2 separate regions of the Mus musculus genome follow, and region 1 is linked to region 2. The links are chromatin loops, found by intact Hi-C in ENCODE. Cell type or tissue: left cerebral cortex. All regions are shown on one strand. Links, peaks and the distances in the headings refer to the core of each region. The heading gives the core; the rest is flanking DNA.

Evidence for each region. A loop is a pair of places that touch in the nucleus more often than their neighbours do. Peaks named below come from ENCODE experiments on the same cell type or tissue, not always from the same donor. Only the 100,000 strongest peaks of a DNase experiment are listed, where the experiment ranks them.
Region 1: a loop joins it to region 2, with 2.7 times the contacts of the local background. A loop is called at or near these places in 8 of 42 quality-filtered maps.

Annotation. Positions count from the first base shown.
Region 1 is chr1:33,961,695-33,969,490 of GRCm38, forward strand. Dst (dystonin) reads left to right here. Exons shown (of 103, transcript NM_001276764.1): 3 at 7,009-7,209. Among named protein-coding and RNA genes, the nearest start is that of Dst, 57 kb to the left of the region's middle. In left cerebral cortex, for the core only: CTCF peaks have their summits at 3,108 (motif pointing left) and 4,828 (motif pointing left); DNase peaks (open chromatin) are centred at 3,135, 4,838 and 5,692.
Region 2 is chr1:33,753,433-33,761,228 of GRCm38, forward strand. Bag2 (BCL2-associated athanogene 2) reads right to left here and starts at 4,318. Exons shown (of 3, transcript NM_145392.2): 1 at 4,147-4,318. The coding sequence starts at 4,259. In left cerebral cortex, for the core only: a CTCF peak has its summit at 4,199; DNase peaks (open chromatin) are centred at 1,794, 2,057, 3,477, 3,522 and 4 more places; H3K4me3 peaks cover 1,259 bases; H3K27ac peaks cover 768 bases.

The DNA.
Region 1 (7,796 bases), core at 1,087-6,086, 210 kb after region 2:
CCTCCCACAGACCCGCACTCAAGGTTCTTGTTTACGGATAACATACCTGACTTGAACCAAAAGCAACTATAGGTATATGGAAGGATCTGCAGTCACGTCTACTGCTTAAAACAGATGAGAGCAAGCAGCCCTCAGTAGGTCTTGAGATAGTGGAACACTGAGTCCCTCCTAGTCCCTTTCAGTCTTTATGTGGCCCTGTTTAATATTCCAAGACTTCACACAGGCACTTTAATTCATTGAGCCAACCTCGGAGCTGTGTCAGGTTATTACCAGGCCAGCTGAAGGTACCGTGGAGCATCTTCACGGAATTATGTATTGAGATACTGCTAATCGTCAAGACATCACAGTGAGTTATCACAAAAGCATGTCAGGAGCTTGTCGGATGGCTTGTAGGTTAAGAGCTTGTACCGCTCTTGCAGAGGACCTGCGTAGGTTCCAGGCACCCAAATCAGGTGGCTCACAATTACCTGTAATGTCTACGACATGGCATATGATGTGCTCTTCTGGCCTTCAGAGTCACTACAGTCACATGCACAAATAACACACACACATACACACACACACACACACACACACACACACACGCATGCACACAGATCATCATCATCATCACCGTTTTAAGAGGTGTTGTCTGGATGTAGAGAAATTGTAGCCCTTCTTGTACTGTTTGGGGTGTGGGGAGCAGTATAATAACTGACACACAGTATAGAACAGAGGTTTCTCAAACAATCGTAGTAGAATCATCATGTGATCCCTGGACCCTACTTCTGGTAGTTCTCTTGGATACAAGAGAACTGAATTGAGCTCTTCAAGAGATATGTGTACACCCATATTTATTGCACATCTCTTAAAATGGCTGAAATGCCAATAGTCTAATGTCAATCACCTCGTGAATGAGTGAAGAAAATATGGCATGTACTGATTGTCATCTGCTTAAAAGGAAGACATCCACAGGGTGTATCTGACATGGGTGAGTGTTGGGGACCTGATGCTAACTGTAGTATTGTAGTCACAGGAAGATAAGCACTGCACCTTCCGTTTGCTCGTGAAGAACCTGAAAGATTCAAATCCACAGATTCAAAGAATGAGGTAATTTCTAACCGAGCCCAAAGGAGCCGCACATAGGGAGTAGAGACCTCCTGCCCAACATCACACCTGAATTTAACAGTACTCTATTATGCACTTAATTAAAGTCTAAGAGGGTTTATCTCAAGTTCAGTCTTTTTCCCAGAACACCTTCCCCACCCCACAAACACACTGAAGACTGTCATGAGAAGCCGTTACCCAGAAAGTACCAAAACATTGGACTGGCCTTAAAGATGGCAAAGTCTCCTACAGTGAGGCTTCTAAATGTCCACCGCCTATTTAAAGGGGTTGGTGGTGTTCTAGTTTGCTTTGACAAAACACTGGCCCAGAGCAACTTGTGGGAAGTTGGCTTATAGGCTGCAGAGGGGAAGCCAAAGCTGGAGAGCTAGGGTAAGAACTGAAGTGGAGGGGCAGAGGGGGCCTTCCGGCTTGCTTGTTCTGGCATGCTCAGCTTGCTTTTTTAAAAAAAGGTGTGTTTTTCTTTTAATTTCTTTTTGGCTTCAACATTCCCTCCTTCCCCCTCTGCCCAGTTATCTAGAAAAACCAGGAGTGGGTACTTAAACAAGAGACCTCAAAAAGCCAAGGTAAGCCAGCCCAAGATTAGCAGGCTACAACAGGCCAGAGTCTGGCTGCTAATGTCTCCACTCGGAGCCTGGTAGGAAAAGCTGGTACATGATAAGGTAGTTCCAGAAGCTAGCATCAACCTGCCCAGCCGGGTTTTGTGCAATAGGGTACCTCTAACAAGGTCAGGATGTGCAAAAAGCAGTGTTTGTTAGCCTTGTCAAAGAGCTCCTCCCTGTAGGCATCCAGAAACTGAGCCCCTTCTCCGCCCAAGCTGTGGGTTGTCACATGCTGAACCAGCACTGCCCTGGCCACCCAAGAAGCCAGCCAATCCCAATTGCCCCTCAGCTTGCTCTCAATCAGCCCAGACTACCTGCCCAGGGATATGCTGTACCATATCAATTAGCAATCAAGAGGATTCCCCTCACACATCCACAGATCCGTGTAATTGAGACACTTCCTCCACTGAGACCCCCTTTTCCCACATACGTCTAGGTTTGTGTCAAGTTGAGAAAAACCCTCGACACAGGTGTTGTTAGCAAAGAGCAGGAAATCACCGCCTTGCTTGAGTGAGGTGGCCGAAGGGTAGGGAGCCTTCTCCAAACACCTTTCCTAGAGAACCAGGCATGAGTACGAAGGTGAAGGAAATAATTTAATAAAACTGGAGTTCAGGAAAGAGTAGGACACAGGGCAGGGAGGGAAGGTAGGTGAACCAGAAAAACCAAGACCTGGACTCGTGTGGAGGTCTTTATTGAAGTGGTCATGGAGTCTGCCCAGGACAACCAGCGTAACTTGTGTAAATTACACTCATGAACTAGCTGTATTCTATACTGTCCAGTGAGAGGATGTTCTGTGACCTCCCTCAAACCCACGATGGGTGTGTGAGGTTGGAGTGAGCCAATCACAGTTGTTTTTATTTAATGTTTCATACAAATACACTTTGATCCTATTCCTTCCCCTCCCCCAATCCCTCCAGCTCATCCCTCACCTCCCTACCCACACAACGTCATGTTCTTTCTCTTAAAACAAAATGTCCAAGTGTGTGTGTGTGTGTGTGTGTGTGTGCGCGTGCGCGCGCGCACAAACACCTGTCGACTCCAATTTGGCCACTCCTACCTCTGATGGGGCATTATACCTTCTGATTGTGTTAGCCTGTGGTGGAGTTGTACCTCCTGTCTTCCTTTAGCTGTGTGCCTTTTGTAAGTTTAGGGTCAGGAAGGGACAGCTAATTGTATTGATGATCACGAGTTCTTCCTCTAGCTTTGTGGCCAGGTTAAGGCCCAAGCTGCTCTTTCGATGAAATGTCAGGGTGTGAAAGTTACAGGCATCCTCTTGGGGACCCGTCACCACTTCCAATTCCCTAACCCTGCCTACCTCGAGGTATCAAGGTCAAATGGACAGAGAGAAAAGGACTATTTTATCTCTTGAGTCCTAACACCAAAAAGAGCTTGCAGCACCACCTGCTGTCTCAAAATAAAATTTCCCTTTGTCAGGTCATGGTTTATGGTGTTTAGGAGGAGTTTCTTGATCCTGCACAGTGACTCAGGGAAATAGAGCAGGCCGCCCCGTGATGGTTTCATCTTCATATTATTGGCTATCACAGCTCTGAACTGCCTGAAATTTGCTGGCCTGGGAGCCAGGAAGTAAGCGATACAGTAATGTCAATGCATTATAATGGACACAGGAAATCCACAGCCATGATCCAATGCGGAGTAATAGGACCGGCAGATGAGCACAGTGGTTAGACTCACTGCAGATGGCATGCCTGGGAATCTCCAGGGCCAGGAACTCTCACCCAGGGATCAGGCCTCCCATATCTTCAGCAAGAAATGTGACTTGTCTTCCTTTCACGCCTGGGTATATTCGAGAATATATTTTATTTATACAGTAATACATAGTAATCATAACAGACACTTCGGCCCTGCCGTGTACCAGGCATTTAGGCTTTGCATACATGAAACCATTATTCTCCTCTGCAAACCTGCGCAATAATTAGTTTTAATGCTCATTTTACAGATAAGGAAATAGTTGTGTCTAACCAAGAGCATACAACTAGGAAATAACAGAGGCCGGGGATCCAGATGGGCTAAAATATGTGTGCTGTGCTCTGATGCTTAGAAAATTTGATTGTAAAATAAAGCAATTATATTTAGAGTAGAATTTACAGAAATCTGCATAAAAACCAAAAGAACAAACAAAAACCTATGCATTTCTACTTTTGCTACTCAGAGAATAAGCAATTCTACAAGCTAGCAAGATGGCACAGGAGATAAAGGTGTTTGCCACCAAATCTGACAGCTGGAGATCAATCCCGGACCCATATGGTGGAAAGAGAGCTGGCTTCTGCAGTTGTTCTCTGATGTCTATAGGTGCACCATGGCGTGGATACACACCCACACACACCACATGCACACACAGATACACTTGTACATATATACACAGAGACACACATGCACACATACACACCACACCACACACACACCCCATATACACATACAGACATACTTGTGCACGTACATACAGAAACACATGTACTTATAGATACACATGCACACACAAAAACACCATACACACACACCCTATACAAACACACATACATAGACACACTTGTGCATGCGCATACAGATATACATGTCCACACACACACACACATGGATACTCTTGTATACATCCACACAGAGACACACATGCACACATACACACACACCACACACACAACCTACACGTACACACACATAGACACACTTATGCATGTACATACAGATACACATGCACATAAAAATACACATGCAGGAACACACACACACACAAGTATAATTTAAACAACAAAACGCAAACCAAGCCCATATTCTTCATTGAGTGTCTTCTTGGGCAGTCTTGATTATTCTAGAAGATGTGGAGTGGACGGATTGTTGTTCTCCAGACTGACTGCGGAATTATGGTCTAATCTAATGTGTGTGTGTGTGTGTGTGTGTGTGTGTCTGTGTGACTTTAAGAGAGTTTTGGGCCACGTTCACCTCCTGAGTGTTTCTAGGATTTGTAGATTACTGAGGACTGTTAGCAATGATGGGAACCCAGCAAAAGGCAGCTGCTTATTATTCATAAGAAGAGAAATCTCCATTTCTATCAAATAAACCTTAGATTCGCTCCGTTACTAGAGAAGTTGGCAGTGATCGTTAGTGCCACCTAGTGGTTAGAATAAATCGTGGTCCTTGAGATTCTCAGAAACTGTCCTTAGGGAGTCTAGTTCAGATGACAAGAGGAGTGTACACTGGACTCCAGGCAAGTCCATGGCTACCAGTTCCTTTGGGTGACCCAATTTCTGCTTTAAACATGGTTTTCAGTTGACCCCAGCTCCCTGTCCCTAAATCCGCTTCCCAGCAGCTGCTGTAATACCCGCTGGGCTGTATGGGGGCCGCAGAGATCTTCGGGATCTATTTTGAGATGAAGAGGGCCAGCTGAACTCTCACACGGGTGGGGTGAGAGCAGGCTGATGTGAGAAAGAGCTGATCCGGAGAGTGTTTTGACAATCTGCTTGCATTTCCCCCTTGTTCATCTCTGTTGTCCGTGGCACGTAGGCCCTCCTCTGTGTCCGCTTCTCTGTTTCACATCCTCCAGTTCATGTTCAGGGTCTCCACAGTCACGTGCCAGCCCACCTCCCGGCTCTTCAGTGAGAAGCCCCTGCACAGTCTTTCTGAGCTGGGCGCACCCACAGTCAGACCTTCTTTAGAACGTGCTGCTTTGCTGCCTGTGTTAGTCTCACCTCAGTCTTCTAGCCTTTTATGTCTCTTCTAAAATCCAGACAAGCCACAAACACATAGCCCCCAGGCCCCCCAGAGTATCTGTTGCTTACTGAACCCCTTTCATTTCCATCCATGCCTGACTTGCACTCTCCTGCTGGCATGTCATAGAATACCATCTCCGTTGCTTGTAAATACTTCATACGTGTGCCTGCCATTTTACATATTCATTCATTCCTAAGTCCTGTCCCTTGCCTGGAACATAAGTACTATTCGGTCTTCAAGAGCCTGCCGCCCACTAAACTGAGCCAAATATAGAGTATTCTCAGCTCCATTCAGTCCTTTCTGTGAGACTGGCTACCACTGAGAGTGGTGCTTGTGTGTTGTTTGTGAACTCAGTGTGAATTACTCCTTTTGTTCTCTGCTAAACTGCTTTTTGTTCTCTGCCACAAGAGGACTGAGACCATCACTGATAACTTTTGAAATTCTTTTCACACTATGACTTATTTGAACTTGTTTCTTTGTCTGAAGAGCTATGCTTACCTTACCTCAAGAGAGAAAGAACACGTGACTGTTTTATCAAGCACCCGCTTTTTTTCTAGATATGCTACTCGGCATTTTAGATATACCCTTTGTTTAGAAGCTAAAAGTCTTATGTATAGAATGTGAACATTACGTGGAGTAGGGAGCGGAAGTCACAGATGTTTAATAACTGTGTGGCTTTATCAATGACTCAGCATTTGGACACAGGCGCATCACTCCCACGCTCACATCCTTGACCAGGCTACCTCTGCTTTAGCTCTGCATCTTCCCTTTGTTAGGATGTAATGATGCTCTGCATCCCTACGGACCCTCCCGAGAGATTCTGCTCTCAGGAATGCAGAGGGGTTCTTCATCCATCATCTCTGTTGATGTAGTAAATTAAGGACACAAACAGAAGTAAGTTTAAGGGAGTCAGGGCTTATTTGGTTTACAATTCCAGGTCATGGTCCGGTGTTGTAAGAATGTCAAGATACTAACTTGAGCAATCAAGTTACACCCACAGCCAGGAGCAGAGAGAGAAGGAATGCATGCATGGTTTCTTGTGCTCCATCTCTTTCCTCTTTCAGAGGCGCCAGGATTCAGACGTAGGGAATGGTGCTGCCCACTATGGGCGAACCTTCCCACCTCTATTACACCTCAATACATGCCCACAGCTAGAGATCTAGACAGCTCCTCATTAAGACTCAATTCCCAGGTGATTTTTAGATTGTGTTCTTGGCATTTAAAAGTAACCATCTGCCTGGTCTCGTGTTCTATGCCCCACCCTGTCCTCTGTATCATGTTTAGGCAGGTGTATTCACAACTCATCTGAACAATGCAGAAGCAGAGCAGAGTCCTCTTTCCTTTTTCATTCCTCCATCAACCTTCTTGATCTTAAGGTCATTTTTAATGTAGAAGTGCCCTCAGCCCTGCGGAAAATATTTTCATGTGTGTTGAACCACTTAGACTCACAAATGGGAATGTAGATGATTTCATTGACTAGGGGGGGGACTTGGGGAGCACACAGTTTAACTAACTCCAGGAAATATTTATACAAAAATGTGGAAATCTGAATTCCCGTGTGTGTTTCCTGCCACAGGGGTTCCGAGCAAGCCCCCGACACATCAGGAGGCGAGTTGCAGCGGCCGCAGCTGCCCGGCTTGAAGAAGTGAAGCCTGTGGTGGAAGTCCATCATCAGAGTGAACAAGAGTCATCGGGGAGGAAGCGAAGGATCAAGAAAAACAGCCGGGTGCAGCCAGAATTCTATCACTCTGTTCAAGGTGCTTCCACCAGAAGGCCTGTAAGTAGAAAGCTGTCTTTTGTACAAGTGTTGAATAACAGTCAAACGGTGAAATTATCCCCTTAAATAAGTTTGGATAAATAGTTGAGCCATCCTGTTGTTCCCCCACAAAGTGACTGCGTGTTCACATAAAGGAAGGGTTGTGCTTTCCAAGAAGGTCTTAGGGAGGTCCTTGCCAGAGGCAGGAGCAGGCCAGCGTCACTCAGACTGATCTAAAAACCTAGGGAATTCCTAGCGCCCTTGAAGCTGTGGTCTAGAATGAGGATGGGAGCGCTAGAGTTAACAGGCTGGCAGGCTGAGGTGTGCTAAGACATCACAGCAACAATAGAGTCAGTATCAAGAGAGGGAAAGCATCCAAGACGGGCTGGAGCTGGAACCTGTGACGGTGGCTGAACCCCTCCCAGGAGTCTCTAGGGCTGGGACTCAGCTCAGGGTAACTCTGGAAGAGCTTCTAACTGGCCTTTCAGCTGTGAGACAGCAAAAGGCTCTGTCCCCCTAACTGTGCTGGTTTGAGTGAGAATGGCCCCTCGAGGCTCACATATTTGAATGCTTGCCCCTCCCCCATCGGTAGAACTGTTTGGGGAACA
Region 2 (7,796 bases), core at 1,185-6,184:
GCCAGGAGAACACTGTTTTGTTTTACACACACACACACACACACACACACACACACCCCTACCTCTTCTTTTTTGAGACAGGACCTCCTATATCCCAGGCTGGCTTGGAACACACTTGAACTGCTGCTTCATCAGCTTCTGCCCGCTAGTGCTGGTTTTACAAACATATCCCATGCCTGGTTTATCAGTCTTGGTGATGGAACCTAGGGCTTCACGGTTACTAAGTCAGCATTCTTCACTGCTTGGCTTGTTTAAGACCATTCGCACTGTTTATCGGCTATTGCTGTACTTAAAACTCGATTCACAAAAAGTTGCCTACGTAGCTTTCCCGTTACTTTGCGATTAGTGACTGATCCTTAAATACTGCCTGCCTCCCTCTCTATCATTCCTCAAGTAGCTGGGACAGACATATATAAACACAATCTTAATACACTCAAGCGATGACTCTTCTCTTGTTGGCAAGGGGCAGTTCTGTGTGGACTGGAATCCAGGGAGCAGCTACGTGTGTTACCTGTTCAAAATGTGAAAGGACACACCCTCACAAAGCAGCTGACTGGGCAGAGCTTCTAGAAAGTTCCACATCACCTTAAGCAGGCTTTGGCAAAGGTATTGTAGAAAGAATTTTCACAAGCATAAAGCTGGAGCACCCTCATCTGGTCCCCAGCCCTCAGGTGTCTCCTGAGCCTGCCGTGGCGGTGGAAGTATAAAATGTCAGGTGCAGGCAGCCGTCCCTAAACAGCAGCGCACAAAACTGCAAGCCAACCACCAGCTGTGTGAGGAGTTACTGCTGATTTTGCGGAAATTTCCTCCTCCACACCCCACCAGACACCAAATATAAGGAGACCTCGGCTGGAGCCGAACAAAGCAAAGCAGGATTGAAGTTTAACAAGGTGACTGACCGAACTGGCTGAGAAATTCAGCACGAGTCAACCGATACTTATGACGTCAGCACACGCCGGTTTCACAGTGGCCAATCTGCACGTACTGTCATGAACACGGGCTCATTTGCCAATGACAAAATTGCGTGCTTTCATAAACAGGGAGGTGGCCGCCACTCATCTCTGTGGATTTATGCGAAGGGGGCTTTTTCTAAAACACATTCTTAAACTCATAGACCAGGCTCCATGTGAGACCCTCAGCATCCCGATACTGTCAGGAATTGGTTTTCCCAGTCATCAAAATGCTTGTATTTCATTCACTGTCAGCGTGAATGAACCACTAACCAGTAAGGCAAGGCACCTAGTCCCTCAGTTTCTTCCACCCCTATCCCCGGACAGGGTCTCATGTGTCCCAGGCTGACCCAGAACTCCTTATGTAGCCCAGGATGACCAAATCCTCACAACTCTAGGATTTGGGCTACAGGCATGAACCACTATGCTGGTTTTCTGAAGCCAGAGATCAAACCTATGTTTGTGAATGTGCTAAACAAACATCGTTCCAATTAAGACCCATCGCAGCCCAGCGCTCTCATTGCTAAAAGATAATGCCTTCCTTTCCCAGGGGCTTTATAAGGTTGAAATTACAGTGGTTGAAATTACAGTGTACACGAAAAGTGTTCCTTCTAAATTACAGACTGTTACTCCAAATTAAGTATGGTGTCAACTTGCTTCGTGGGTCCTGGAACACTGGCGCATCCGAACAGGAACCTTAAACAGTAAGAAACCAAAGCAGGCGGGTGGCCCGTTTCCCTGGCTCCCGCTGGCAGTCACCCTTTCCTGGCTGAGTGAACTGGAAAGGAGCTGCTCACTGCGGGCGGGATCGGTTTTGGGAGATGTGTAAAGAGCCAGCCTTCCAGCCCTGTCAATCATTTATCCCTCCTTGGCCAATGTCCAAACCCCAGGCCCGGAGCAGCTACTCGATAACTGGCACGTTCTAGGTCTTCAAGGTTTACTGAATCAAATGCTAAATCGATTTTCCCCTCCTTTAGTAAAATCATATTCATTCATATATCAGCTGGACAGTTTGAAAAGTGATATTCAAGACCAGGACAAATGGTGTTGGTCTGAGCAGCCGGTCTCCCCGTGTTCCTAGGCGAAGTCCACTGCTCTGGACTGAGACACACTGTATATATCTGAGCTTCAAGTTCTCATCTGTACAATACAGATAACGGTAACTCCCACAGAGACACGCGGCCTAGCCTACAGACTAATGCTAACGTGGATTATTTACAACCACTGAAAAGTACAGTATTTAGCCTCAGCATGTGCAGAGTCCCCATAGAACTGGTCATGAAAATCAGGAAAGGACAGGATTATCTTTTTAGAGAAAGCACCACAGGAAAGGAGATGTAGTAAAAAAAAAATTTTTTTTAATGTAAGGATATTTTAATGTAAAAATGTTTTTAATTGTAATATTATAAGCCATTAAAAACCAATGGCACCCTTTACCAGCTTGTAAAACTGGGCTAAACATTTAAAAGCATTTTCAATGCCCGGAAGATCAGTGCATCCTGCAGGACAGAAAGCCTTGGGTGTGGTTTCAGTCTTACAAGGGAGCAGGCTTTTGCTGTTCACAGAACCCATTCACCTGAATGGAAGATGCGCACTGGCGACAATCCAGTGATTTCCGGTAGTACCCCGTCCACTGTTGTCCTCAGACGTGTACACTAAGAAAGCTAGGGGGAAGTCACAGGAGCATCGTCCCCATTTTTAAAAAGTCTAATTTTGAATACTGTCATGCTCTGTGGCACTGTCCAGATGGCTTCTAAAAAGGGCCCCTAAGCCTTACCAGGCAGCATCTCTTTCTATTTCTTTGCCCCTTCTGACACACTTACTTCTAAGTGCTCATTACATTTTTAAGGGAGAAACAAGACTTACAGAACTCTGCAGTTACTGGTAAAGGCCTTGAACCATTAAACACAGAAATAAAACCCCTTCAGCGCAACTGTTAATAAGTAACGTAATTTAATCGCTTATGTTTGGTAGTCAGGATTCCTTTGATAGTAATCAGACACTAGAATGTCTATGCAAACTCCAGACTTTCAAGAGGCCCCCAGGAGAAGAGCAAGGACTCGGCACACAGGCTTGATTAAGTAAAGGTTCAGAACAATGACTCAGCTTGAAGAGTCACAACTTCCTGAACCCTTTCAAGAAAAAAAATCGGAGCAGTTGGGAATATACTGTCAAAGGTTAGAGCCTACCTCGCACAAGGAAACATTCTCGCCCCCTTTCACAGCGCAGGTCCCTTTGTCTCCCGGAGTTGGGGGATATAGGGTTCAGGTTTCTTTTGTGGCTACTCCACAGTCAGTGAAAGTTTTCTCACCTTCTGGCTCTTTTCTCCTAATAGTAACAGTAATGAGCGCCTCCCGTGTAACGAACACTGCTTGCATTTTTTTTTTCCTGTGCAGACACACTTCCCTGTGTTTGGTGGCTGCGTGGAGGGAGATTCATCTCCCTCTTATAATTTTGGGTCATAGTGTTCTGCTTACGCAGAACCCGGAGAAAACTAGGGAACAACGTGTGTGTCAGGGCATCTTGATAAGATTTTCATGGAACACCTGCACATGATCAAAACTTGCACAACTTTGAAGACATTAACATTTCCACCAGATACATAAGGCTCACGTGGTTAAAGCCAACCAAGTGTTCACAGCATTCGTTAGTAGTATTCATGAGTTAGAAATTTTACGACAAGGCTGTCCCCGTGTCAGAATCTTAGGGAGAGTGTGACTCCTGCCTTTGGTGTTTTCGGGCCTGCGATTGGCACTTCCAAGGTGTCAGCCGTGTCTTCTAAATGTACAACAAACACGGACAGACTGCAGAGGGCATTGCACGTGGTTGAGAGAATGAAGGATGGTATCCAACTTCGGTGTACCTCGCGCGGTCTCTCATGAGTCCGATTCTCGATGATCCCCAGGAGGGGCCGTCCTGGATACTACCACCCCCCCCTCCCTTACACTTGTATTACTATGAAGTGATCTGGGGCAAAGAAACTTACTCCAGTGTGGGGTGAGGGGGGGGGGGGCACACCAACCTGCTGCCTCCCTCCTGGAAGCAGAAAAGTTAAAGGCAGAGGGGGACCGCGCAGAAGATTCTGGAAGTTCTGCAAGCCGCACTCGCTCGCCAGTCTGCCGGGCCGGGGGAGGGGAGCCCAACCGGAGCGCGCCCCCGCCCGCGCTCGCCCCTGTGCGCGCCCCGCGGCCCTCACCTGAGCTCCAGCTGGTCCAGACTCTCCAGCAGGCGGCTGGAGCGGTCGGCCATGGAAGACGAGCGGCAGAAGCGGCCCTCGTGGGCCTTGGCGCTGATCTTCGCCTGGGCCATGAGCTCCGGGGGTCCTCGGCGTCCGCGGGCAGCAGTGGCGCGAGCCGCACGTCGCCGTCACCACGGGCGCCGCTGACGCGGACGGCACCGCCCCCACCTCCCCGGCTCTCCACCCCCGAGGCCGTGCGGCCAAACAAGGGCAGGCGCGGTCGCAGCCGCGGGCACGCCAGGGTGGGGGACCCTGCCCCGGCGCCCAGGGCCTCGGCCGGTCCTCCCAGCACCCACGGTTCACAGCAAGGACGAAGTGGGTGCAGCCCGTGAGAAGAGGAGACAATCCAGTGCACCCTAGGGCAGTCTCTACTTGTTCGACCTGTCCGGTGACCAGGCAGGCTCGGGAGAGGACAGGGAAAGCCTAGACCACAGGCTCCAAATAAGGAGAAGCCAAGTGGATCCGTGTTGTCTCCCCTTTCCAATGAAAGGATTATTACTATCACACATAACTTGTTTAAACCCTCTGCGAATGATATTCAGTAGGCTTAGATGTCAGAAGCTGCAGAGGTCAGTAGGTCTGAAATACGAAGCCGCATCTTAAAGTTGTGTTTTGTCCTCTCAGTGTACAGGGTACAGAAAATGGGAAACAAAGTACATTTACATCCTTTACCCAGAACTCAAAGCCATTAGATTACTGAACAGAGACAAGCCCCTTAAGTACAGTTTCTAATCCTGTCCCCACCACACCCCGAACACATCTTAATACTAATAAACGGTGGATTATCTTGGCTTCATTAAACACTGTCATCTCACGATACAACCGTGAAATCTGAACATTTTGTGGACATCTTGAAAGTCTGAACTTGGGCAGGTCTCAGGTCTAATGCTCCTCTGGAGGCTGACAAGTTGTGTAACGTGGGCCAGGGTGGATTCAAGGCTAGGCTGGGTAGCTTCAGCAAGTGTCAAAGGAAAAATAAAAGTGGCCGCAGACATAGCTCTGTTAGGTTGGCAACGAGGCCAGGCAGATGTGGTGGTTTGAATGAGATGCCATCTGTGCTCTCTAGCACTTGAACACTGGGGAGGCCTGGGTGTGGCCTTGCTGAAGGAAGTGTATCACTCCCCGTGGGCAGGTTTCAGAAGACCAAGCTATTCCCAGTGTCTCTCTGCCTCTGCTTGGGTTTGAGATCTGAGTGCTCAGGACATGTCTCTGCAGCCATCATAGACTCAGACCCTCTGTATCTAAGTCCAATTAAATGCTTTCTTTTACAAGTTGTCTTGGTGGAGGTGTTTTATCACAGCAGTAGGAAAGTAACTAAAATGGCAGGGATCTTCATATGTTTGTTTAAATGTCTCCACACGTTGAACACGCACAGAGGCATCTCCAGTCTAAGTTACTACGGATATGCTCCTGTCTAATGACACGCCTATGCTCTTTTCCTTATATAAATTATGACTTTAAACTGAGCATGCTTTGGAATAGGCATGTTCCTTCATGAATATGTACAGGATTCCTGAAAGAAAAAAAAAAAAAATCCCTCAGTGCTACCTGAGCTTGTGGAGAGCTTTGCTTTGGTAATGGCTCTGGAACTCTTCCTGCCTGGTGCAGGTTGCAAATCTTTGTCTTTTGCATCCTGGCGGTGCCTAGTTTGGCTTCACAATCAGCAAAACAGGTAATCTTTAGTCACCTAGCCTAGAATCACCCTGGGCTCTTTCACTCTTGTATCCTAGATACAATCCATGAATAGGTACCAGTTCTACCTTCAGAATCCTCCTTGATCCCACCGACTCGTCCTTACCTGGATGACTGCAGAGCCCCGTGTGCTCTCTCACATGTGTCTTAAAGAGCCTCTCCCATCAACACAGCATTCAAGCACAGTAGGCTGTACCATAAGCTCTCCCAAACCTCCAGTGGCTCATCAGGGTAAACAAGGCAGCATCTCTCAAAGTCAGGGGCCATCTTGTAAGCTTTTCACATGGCTCTTTCGACTCTTTGCTTAAGCTCATTTACCAGTGAAAATTTCCCTGGATGTTAAACATGTCTTCTGAGTTGAGCCCAGTGGTGGCTATCTGTAATTCCAGCAAGCTGGAGGCTAACCTAGGCTGCACAGCAAGATGCTGCCCCAGATTTGATGATCCCCAGAGCTGCAGTAAGCTCAGTCCCAACCCTGTACATTACCCTCCCTTCTTCAGTCGGCACGTCACCCAACAGATATGGAATGTTTTTGGTTTTTCTGGTTTTGTTTGTTTTCTGAGACAGGGTTTCTCTGTGTAGCCCTGGCTGTCCTGGAACTCACTCTATAGACCAGACTGGCCTGGAACTCAGAAATCTGCCTGCCTCTGCCTCCCGAGTGCTGGGATTAAAGGCGTGTGCCACCACTGCCCGGCCAATAGTTTTATCTGCTTACTTATTGTCTAATACTGTCCATATAGCCCACTCTCCATGTCAGAGCAGTAGAGCAATAGAGCAGGAGCGCTCAAGATCACGGTCACATCTCAGGTACTTCAAGCAATTGCTCTCACATGGTAGATTCACAATAACTTGCGAAAAGATGAATTAATAATGGAATGAAAATATCAATATTACAAATATACTTGTGATAGTAATGTACAACTTTGCTATTAATGACTCCTGTTTAAATTACAAAGCAGTTTTCTAACATTTTACGTGACTTAGTGAGAGAAAAGCAGTTAGTGATGATGACATGGCCTCTTCTTAGTAGTCTCTCAAATACCCTTGCCAAACCACGGTGTTCAGCTCAAAATGATGTGCGTGCTGTGCAGCCGCTGAGCCACATTCTTAACCCTGAAGCTCCCTCAGAGACGGTCGCTACACACTGTGCTTAGATGAGCTCCACGTCTTTCAGGGAAGCCCATTTTGCTATTTAGCAAACTCCTGCAAGTGTCTTTAAGGTCTGAGGAGCACCTTTAATGGCCTTGCTTGACACCTTAACATAAAATGTCAAAGCAGCTAGGGATGCACAGTGACAACAACTTAAAAACAAAAACAGGGGCCTGGAGAGATGGCTCGGCGGTTAGGAGCACTGACTGTTCTTCCAGAGGTCCTGAGTTCAATTCCCAGCAACTGACATGGTGGCTCACAACCATCTGTAATGGGATCCAATGCCCTCTTCTGGTGTGTGTGAAGACAGCGACAGTGTACCCATATACATGAAATAAAGTAAGAAAACAAAAACAGAAGAAAAATAAACTACAGTCTGGTTGATTTTGCAATATGAATAACAAACTCTCAAGTTATAACATCTACTAAAAAATCTACGTAGGGCTACTCAGAAAGCACAAGAGGATGGCGATGTCACAGACCATCCAAGGAGCTCGCTTGCTCCTCCAGGAGAGCCTGAAGAAGGAACGTGAAAGACCAGACGTTCCATTTCAGACTAAATTATCCAGTGCTGCAGAGGAAAGAGAAAATTCAAGCCACATCTTTCTGTTTTAGCAAAAACAATAAGCTTGATATTTAGAAATTTGGTACGTTGTCCTCCTGCCTCAGACTGAGTACTGGAATCACAGGCATGCCCAGCTAGAGAAATGTATTTAATATTGCCAAATTATGTCTCAAGTATCTTATATGACATTTCTGCCCAAATA